Regions from separate parts of the Homo sapiens genome. Here region 2 is linked to region 1. The links are chromatin loops, found by intact Hi-C in ENCODE. Cell type or tissue: Calu3. All regions are shown on one strand.

Region 1 (5,000 bases):
GACGACTAGGCTTGTGTTTTGACTAATCTTGGGGAAATATATAAGCCTTTCAGATATTCGCTAATTTCTCCAGGAAAGAGCATATTTGTCACTGCAAGTCCCATCCAATTACTGTGAAATGATTTATAGAAGCACTCTTGATTCGTGAGGGCTGACACCTAGCCACTCAACTGCCATAGAGAGCTTAAATCTGTTTGGCAAACCTAGGACAATATCTAGAAACATTGCTTAGATATATAAATCTATCAAGGATACTAGGAATTTACATTTCTGAAGTCATAACTTTGATTTTTTTTTTTTTGCAATAGAAACTTCTCACCCCTGCTTGCTCTCGTTCACTGAAGTAAAAGTGTCTTAGTAGTTTGTTTTGAAATGGAAAAAAAGTATTAAGGAGTTGTTCTCTTCTATCATGTTTGCAGTTATTGCTTGATGGATTCTGCTAACTCCCAGGAGAATCCAAGTGGGAGGACAAGTAGAAGAAAAAAGAGTCCAAAGGCTGGAGCCCTCAGTTTGTTGTTTATGGAACATTCCTGCAGTCCCCAGAAGGGGCATGGTAAGTGGACTAGACACCCAGTTTCGGGCATTACTCATCGGGCACCCAGACACTGGAACAGAGGTATGTAGCAGAAGCCCAGTTATCTAAACCCAGTCATAAAGGCAGAGATGGAGAAGCAAGAGTGGTTTGATGTGGAGTCTCAGTGTGTTGACTTAAGCCCTTAAACTCTTCTGGCTTCGATTCAGGTCTCTAAACTGGTTTTTAAGAGCTGGAGCAGGTCCGTCTGCATGTGGAGTCCAGGTCAAGGTCTACCATATGGGAGGCCAGTAGTGTCACTACAATTGTACAATTTGCACAAAAGCACCTGGCCAGGCTGAAACCTAGCCCAGGGCTCCTGTTCTCCAAACCACGTGTTTCACACAGCCTGTGTTGTCTCATCAACACCACCTTTTTGTAAATCTGAAAAGATTCCCTATGTGCCTGGGGTGACCTGCCAGGAGGCTCATTTGTCCCAGGACTCACAATTAGGCAGCTCCCTAAATTTATACTTCTGGAGATACCCCCAAGATATGTTATTCCTACAGTCAGAGAGATACTTAAGATTGAAAGCACGAAACTGGTTCATCGTTCACTTAAACCTATGCCCTATTGTAAGACAACCTATCACTTGTGGTGTAACATTTGTGTGAATCAGAAAAAGGCAGATACAGCCCTGCACCAGGTTTGGCAATTGTGAACCAGATTTTAATCCCCGCTCTTCCCCTTGGTCGACCTGCACAGTCATACCAGGTAGCTCTGCCTAGATGTCACTTTAAAAAATAAATCTGGAAACTATTTTGTAAATTGCAAGCTTATATTACACATATTTTTTGTTGTAGAGTGTTAATTGCTTTAATAATGAAAAATCACACAGTTTTTATAACTAAGTTTTAGCATATCTTCATTTAAAAATATACCAGGACTATTAAAAAAAATGGAAGTGGGCTTGGTCTCTCGCTCTCTCTTTCTCTCTCGCTTCACCTTTGAGAAGGCCCAGCCAAGGAAGAGCAGGGAAGGAGGCTGGAGCTGGAGGCTTGCAGGCTTGACACCTTCCACTCCAAATATTGGAGATAACTGAGGCTGCCTGTCATCTCTAATAATTTTTCCTCCAGGAAATGTCATTGCTTCATTGCATTGCAAGAAAATGATGTCATAGTATAGGGCCCTGATCCGTTTCCTGACTTTTAACCTGAGTCTCATAACCTTTTTCAACTGTACTGAACCCAGAGAAAATGAAACACATCGAAATGCGAAGACCAGCACATCTCATAAAGGCCTTTGAGGCCCCAGGGTGGGGTTAACTTATGCGTATATATTAATGATCAAAATACAGTCTTGTTTGGGTGTCACATCCTGGTTATGGCATGGACCCAGTACCTAGGAAATGGAAAGGAAATAGGCTTCAGGATGTGTCTGTAATTTCTTGGCAGAAACCCTTCCTCTTCCTATATTGGGTTTAATTAGTAGTGACAATGTTAAATTTAATTAGGATGTCTTGCTTGTGTTTTCTTCTGTTGGTGGTTTTTGTTGTTAAACTCCCTGTGAAAATCAAGAATGGTCCCTGAACTGATATTTGAAATCTTACATGCTGCATTTGTGTCTCCACATCTTAGGACTGGTTACAAGCCCAGCCCAAATGACATTATGGAGCTATTTCCTGGAATGTCAAGGGCTGAAATTGCCCTGTCAAGAATGAGTCTGTTCTTTCAGGGATTTCAGAAAGCAAGGGCTCAAATTGCATTCTTGCTCTGTTATTATAAGTTTTTCCTGGCAGGAAACCACTGGGTCTCAGAAAATTTGCATATATCCAATGAGAGTGATCTACTGTTCTATGGAGGTTTTCAAGATTGCATGACAACACCGTGGAAGAATCTCATATGGGAAAAGGGGATTTTTTTCCCCCTTTCCCTAAGCCCCATTTTAAATAGTTTCCTTCCCGCAAGCTGATGTGTCCACATTCAAAGAGTTATAAGTAACCCAGCCCATTTTCCTGCCTTGGCCTCTGCCACTGGTTCTATAATATCAACAGCCACACAAAACTGGAAGCAGGTTGTTTAAAGTAAAGATGCTTATTCCTTCCAGTCTGTGAAACAGACTTTTGTGGCATATGAAGGCAAGAAATAACCTTTTAGTTCTCCCAGGCAAGGGCACAGCAAAATGACTCTTCATTTCTTGTTAACTGTAAGGGCAAGAAATACCCCCACATATTTCATGATATCTGAATATAATTTTTAATGTTATACCTGGGATTTCGGTTAACCTAAAAGACATGGTACTGGACTACTTCACTTGGTACCATAAAAGTTTTGTATCTGTTTGTACTCCTCAGAATTGTGTACAAAAATATTAAAGTAATTCAGATAATATACTGACACATTTGAAGTCCCTACTTGTGTAATCACCAGACCCAGGACTAGATATTTTATTGCTCCATTAAAGTGACAAATAAACATGTGTTGACTGAAGAGCCAGGGGCTGGGAGGCACTTACAGGACTTCCAGACACCAATCACAGGACTTCCTTTTATGTCACAGGAATCCAGTGAAGAATGACTCAAGTAACTGCATCATGCTCACATTATTTGAGCATTCGTACCCATTATTGGGTGTTCTGGTTATTTATTTGCTTATATTTGCTTTCTTATTTATATCCCACTCTGTTCTGAAGAAATTTAAGGTGACCACTGGGCATTTTATCAAGAATTGGAGCTCAGGCTGCTAAGGCATCAATTGTAGGACCAGCTGTGTGCCTTTGAACATGTCACTTAGCCTCTCTGAATATCGGATTTTTCATCTGTAAAATGAAGGTATTTAACAGTTTCATGTCTAGAGTGTTATATGTAAACTTTTTTCTCAACTTGTTAATTATCAAACGCATGGACTCTATGTAGACTGTTACTCAAAGGCATCCAATAAATGCGTTGCATGACTCTATAACACTACACGCCGATTTTGAGTGCTCACAGTATGTTGGATTTTCTGCTCTGTGCTTTACCTATGGGGTATCATTGAATTCTGTCAGCACGCCTGTGAATTAGCTGCCCCCATCAGCTCCATCTGACCAGGAGAAAACTGAGGGGTTGCCCTAAGATCACAGAGGGCCAGGATCTGGGTTTCTGGGCCAGGGGTTCCTCATTCCAAAGCCCCACCCACTTTCTACTATAGGACATCTGTGCATCCCAGACTTTAGTGTGCATCATTGTCATCTGGAGTTCAACTTCCTAAACCAGATTGATGAGACCCAAGCCCACACTTTCCAGTTCATGCAAGTTCCCAGGTGATGCCGATGCTGCTGGTCTGGGGACCACAATCTGAGAACCACTGCATTATGCTATAAAGAACTACAGTTGCAGGACCAAGACATAAAGAATGTAAGAAGCAGATCTCTAACCAAATGAAGAAAGAACCTGGACATTTCGAGCTACTTAATAGCTGAATGGGTTGCCTCTTGGGAATGGCTGAACTGTAAGGGGCATATAGACCTTGGGACATTTGATGAGAAGTTGGCCTAACGGACCTTGAAGGTGCCTTCTAACTATTAAACTGTCATGAGTGCCAAAGACAAGAGACAGAGAGTCTAGGAGGGAGGGTCACACTCCCTATGCAGAAGGCCCTTCTCATTACGGCACAATTCAGTGTTTTAACTGTGCTTTGAAGATTTTGAGTCACTTTGGTAATGGCAATGAAGAAAAGCTGAGAAAAACGTTTCCTCAATTTAGGTAATACGGAATTACAGTTTAATGAAACACCACACAAGGAACAAGAGAAACTTCAAGACAACATTCATTCACTGTAAATTTATATTTCGAATTTTAAAATTTCTATAACGATAATAATATAATTTCAATTTTTATGTCATAATATATAAATCAGAAAAAAGTTAATTTTAAAAGGCTAACATGTAAAACTATTTAAATTTTTATTTTATAAGGACATAGAGGGAAAGAGTTTAAAGATCAAAATTATTTTGTAAATATTTCAAAATAAAGATCACATATAAGGCAAATTTAGGAGGAACACTGCTCCAAATTTACTGTCCATTCTTTTGACCCCAGGAAGAAAAAAAGAGACGTGTTTATTTCTATAGTTTATCAAAGAAAAGAAAGTGTCTCTTCTGACATTTAATTTAGCCTTTTTTTTAATGTCATAGGAACCCAGGGAAGGATGACTCAGACAACTGCATCATGGTCCTACTTAAGGATTTAAGAGGAATCAACAGAGAACAAAATTGGTGGTAGTGGTGACAGGGGGTGGCAGAAAGATATAAAAAAGAAATACATGTGTAATGAAATAATCTGGCATAATCATAAAACAGGAAAAGCCATCACTTTCGTGGATGCGCCTGTCTAAGGAAGCGGGAAAGCTCTCTGTTGAATACTCTTGTTGGTCATTTGCTGTTAGTTTTGTCTGGTTTGGATTGGGTTGGAGGTTTTCAAAAATTAACAGAAGGTTAAAGGGCACTATGC
Region 2 (5,000 bases), 390 kb before region 1:
TAAAAGAAAAGAAAATGAAGAAATGACACAGAAAACAGGCATGGAAGCACTGCAGAGTCAGGCAGATCAGGAAATCCTACTGATTCTATGATGCATGTATGTTTACTACCTAAAAGATCATCTTTCTTCAGAGGAATGCTAATGCAATAGCAACTTACCTAACTTACTCTAAACAGTCCTCATGCGTAATGTTGTAGATGATGTTGAGACCACTATACCCAGAGATTAAACTCTATAGGGAATAGTACTTCCCAGACATGAAATTCTTCAATGAAATGAAGATATAGTTTTCAAATTGAAAACTGTCTACAAGTACATTGGAGCCATCTTCCCATGGATGATAGTGTAAGTAGTAAATAATACGAATGCTGTCAGTGTGTCAAAAAAAAAAAAAAAAAAAAAAAAACACTTGATAGCTGAATAATTAAGGCACCCATAACCATTTTTCACTTAAGTAACACATCATTTTTAACAAAGCTTTCAAGAGATGCTGGTATATTACAGAGTTCCTTGGAGCAACATTCCAACAAAAGATAAATCTTCCTGAAAGACTAAATATGAATTTTTTAAAAATGTGCTTGGCAAGACACTTAAATAGTTTTGAGGAACTCAGTGAACCTAAAATATGGCAGTTTCTCCATCCCTCCTGGTTTGAAAGATCGTACTGTTCCATACAATAATTTGTGTCTTTTCAAATAAAAAGGAAAAAAGGTCAATGGAAGTTCACCATGTGAATTAAGAGAAGCAGTAATAAATGCATTTATGAAAAAAAATTTTTAACTGTTGTAGACCTAGTTCTTCCCACTCACTTCCTCATGTTGCTTTCATGAGGTAATTCTAATAAGTCTAGAAAGCAAGAGTTGATTATTTCACAGAAATGCCATATATATATATATATATTTATATATATTGCTTTTTATTACATACCAAGGGGATATGAGAGTGAATTTGGTTTTAAGAGGACTTGAAATAAGCATGACATCTTCATTTAAAACAAGCTGCTTTTGACAAAGGCATACTAACCCAGCAATAAAGGAAAAGTGCTGCCCTCTCTCCCAACTTTCTAGTGCTTTTTTTTTTTTTTTTTTTTTTTTTTTTGAGTCGGTCTCACTCTGTCATCTAGGCGAAAGGGCAGTGGCATGATCAACACTCACTGCAGTTTTGACCTCCTGGCTTCAAACAATGCTCCCATCTCAGCTTCCCAAGTAGCTGGGATTACAGGCATGCCCACCACATCCAGCTAATTTTTTTTGTCAGAGATGGGGTCTTGCTATGCTGTCCAGGCTGGTCTTGAACTCCTGGGCTCAAGCAATCCTCTCGCCTTGGCCTCACAAAGTGATCCTCCCATGCCTGGCATCTTGTGCTTAATTTTTAACTTAAAACAAAAAATAAAAAAAAAAATTCTCAATTTCCAGTTTTTAAGCACATCAAAACTCTAAAATATCATTTTAACAACTTCAAGTCATATTCAAAAAAACCTAATACCTCCGTATAGTGTACTGCTACTCCTTGCAAAGTTCTACTTAAGACTTCACTTTTATTTTGTTTATCACATTAATGCATGCTGGCAGTGGATGCTCTAATCCAGCACAAGAGGTAGACAAAAGCATCAGGAAACTCCAAATAGGAAAAGAGTAGGAGATGTATTCACATGGAGATTTGTTCCAAGTGGATCTGCCAGCAGAAGGGCACATGGACCACAACAGGGCAAAAAGGCTTTCCCCGTCTCCACCCAACCCCTCTGGGAAATGTTAACCTAGTAGGAGGAATAGAATATACAATAATGGAACCATGAAACCTCTCTTATTTTCTGCCCATTTTTTTCCCAAATTATCTTTATTCCACAGTCTATCCAATCATCCCTGCCCACTGTGTGCTCCTTTCATTCCACTTGTTTTCCTGTTCTTACCACTTCCTTTTATTTCAATGTGCCATTCCTCTGAAGCCCTTCTCATTTCTTTCCAGTCTCGTTATTTTCCAGTCTTCCTGAACCATCACAATTCTCTTTTATGCTTGGAGCAAATCATCCCCACCATGACCTGGTCTTTTCTGGCCTTTTCTGAGAATAACACCTACATGGAAAGTCCCCTTCTTCTGATGCAGCTGGAAAGAAGCAGTTACAATCTGGAATGGGGAAGGGAATGGCAAGGGGAAGAGTTTTTTAAAAAGCAAATTCAGAGAAAAATGAGGAAATGTTATAGTCAACTATGGGGAGCATTTCACTTATTACTTTGTAAATTGCATGCACTGAGCTATTATGTGGGTACAACAGTAATGGCAAAACCCACAATTATTTGTGCACCAGCCTAATAGAATCACTGTTGTTTCCCAGGGACCTTTCCCACATCACACTTGTGTTATCTACTCAATTCCTAGAATTTCAAAGTCTCACTACAGCACCAAAAACTGAAATACGGTAATAGCGTCTGCTACACTGTGTGTCTGGTTGAGCAAATTAAATTTAAAATAAAAGCCACAGCTGACCATGGCAGAAAGCATGAAGAATAATGAACATATTTGTAGTATAGACTATAATTATCACATTACAATACTGATCATACAAAACCAGAAGTTCAACACCCTGCCTCTTGACACTGCAGTTTATGTAAAGATCCTAGAGCTCCATTCCACAGAAGGAGAAGCAATGACAAAATCGATGTTGACATAGCAGCAGGAAATTTGCCAAAATTCCATCACAAATGCTGAGACTCTTTCAGATAAGGTATTAACAGAAATGGTTTCCACCTCGACATACCTGGTAGTCAGCCTCCATGATGCCTCGCCACCCCCATGATCTACTTAAACCTAGTGCTGACCCCTTCCGCAATGTAGCAGGGCAGGTCTATGCAGCCCACAGAATGCGGAAGACATGGTGTACAAGTTGCCAGGTGTAAGGAAAGGTTGTGAAAGACTTGGAAATTTAGTGGGTTACCCAGTTAGTTTATCCATCTAGCTTAACTAATTGCCCTAATGCAAGGAATGTGGGTGGGAGAAAAATAAATATAGAGAAGTTGTTGTTTGCCCATCGCCTCCAGCTAATGTCCCCTGAAATCTCCCCCTTTTAGCAAAGTAACTTAGAGTGGTTAATTTGCTGAGTGGGTTCAAACAGAATCAAGCAGGCCTGTCAGACCCCATTCTGTGGGCTCACACAGAGAATTCAACCAGAGAGGTGACAGGGAAAAAGCACGGAGAGAGGACTGCATTTTATTCTTGCCCAGAATTCAGCAGGTTGTTTGTGGGTTGGCAATAGTCCGAGAACCTTTTTTGGGGAGTGGATGCCCCTCTGAACTCTCCCCTATCTCAAGTCCTTGGCATTCACTATTACTTAACACTGACCCAGCCTGCAGGACGCCTTGCCCAACAGCATTCTGATGGGCATGCTCACAAGCTGAGGTTATAATAAAATGGCCCACAGAAAGCAGTTCTCACAAGGAAAAAATCTCATGGTCTTTCTTCACCAATACCACTACATTTTTAAAGCACTTAGTGTCTGAAATTGTACTAAGAGCTGATGATAGTCCTCTGAAAGAGATGCCATTAATTACCCCTATTTTCTACATACAAGAAAGAAATGAAGCCTTGAAAGATGAACTATCATGCCCAAGGGCACATAGTTCCCAAGTGGCTGAATTGAGACTAAACCAAGATCTGCAAGGTCCCAACTAGTACATATTTTAAATATGCTTCTGAGTATGGCACTTTTGTGATGACGATCTCTAACCCAGTTAAATTCAGAATTCAACTTAGCTAAATGAAAGAAATAACATATAGAAGTTTCAAATCAATAAAATTGAAGGTTACAAATATACCAGAAACAAACCATATCATCACTTATACCTGCTGTTTAAAGGGTTCTTTGGGATGACATTTATTTTACCAACATGGGTTCTGATGTCATCTAAATGCTGTCATGATCAGTTCCCAAGAAAGCAAAAAGGCAGAGAAAATAACATGGGTTTACAGAGTTCAGTACTACATATGGTAAAAACTAATCAAAATTCTGACCTCAAACTTCTGGTGAACATTCATTTCAAAAGAAAACTCAACGAATTATTTTTGCATGCTTTTTGTCTTTATATGCAAGTGAAAAATGTGAAGCTTCAAGTATGATTTAATGGGTTAAGACTTCTTAACTTGACATGACAAAAATATCTCATTTTGCCTGTTGAAAGAATCATGTAGTAAACATCTTTAAAACATTCCAGATTGCAACAAAAATACGAGGGGGAAAGGGCAAAAGGCAAAAGATAGGATAAGTGATGTAACTTAATAAAGACAATTATATACTCTACTAATTAACAATTTGGGCCACCATGGTTTCCTCTTTGTTGAGCTGTAAATTTGCCTTTGCACTAGTAAAATCAACATCCCAGTAAGAGGGAAAAAAATCATCATAAAGGGGTCTTACAGAAAAGTAGTTATTCACAGTTTGATTTCTCCAGCCTTGGGCCTGCAGGATAAGGCCCAAGTCAGAAAGCGCATGTTAATGAGCAGCATGCTCCTTATGAAACAGGCTTCTGTCCCCAGAACTATCTCCATCCCACACATAGACAGTTGCAAGGCGTTCAAGTGCGCTCGGCCCCTAACTAGAGTCACTCAGAGGCCTCTATAACTAAGCAGAGAGATCTGGCAGCCTACGCTTGAAATGGAAGTGGCGATGTTAATTGTCCAGTTTCCTGCCAAGAAGAATGCCTCATGTCTCTTGCATTCTAATCCAGGGGTCCCCACTGTCCTTTGAAAAAATAAAAGTTATTTGGGCTTGTTTGGACTATTTTTACTTTTCAGACTGTAATTGGCAGCCAGATGGATGAATTCCACTGACCTGAGCTCACTTTTAACTTTTCTCATGTTTTCTTGATATTTTTGCAATACTCAGAATTTATATGCAGCTATAGACAGGTGAAAAAACACAGGATTCATCATCACCTATAGACTTGAGAGATAAAGCAATATTAAAAATGTATCTAGAAACAGTACAGTGTTCAAATGCAGTAAGGGAA

What was found. Hi-C counts contacts between places; a loop is a spot of excess contacts. Peaks named below come from ENCODE experiments on the same cell type or tissue, not always from the same donor. Only the 100,000 strongest peaks of a DNase experiment are listed, where the experiment ranks them.
Region 2: it touches region 1 in a loop (3-fold over the local background); 1 of 110 quality-filtered maps calls a loop at or near these places.

The regions. Positions count from the first base shown.
Region 1 is chr3:171,871,816-171,876,815 of GRCh38, reverse strand. TMEM212-AS1 (TMEM212 antisense RNA 1) reads left to right here. Exons shown (of 3, transcript NR_046852.1): 3 at 420-464. Among named protein-coding and RNA genes, the nearest start is that of TMEM212-AS1, 26 kb to the left of the region's middle. In Calu3, no CTCF peak of the experiment used is centred here; DNase peaks (open chromatin) are centred at 765, 2,355 and 2,485.
Region 2 is chr3:172,258,993-172,263,992 of GRCh38, reverse strand. All of the region lies in intron 6 of FNDC3B (fibronectin type III domain containing 3B), which reads right to left. Among named protein-coding and RNA genes, the nearest start is that of GHSR, 190 kb to the left of the region's middle. In Calu3, no CTCF peak of the experiment used is centred here; DNase peaks (open chromatin) are centred at 2,792 and 3,332.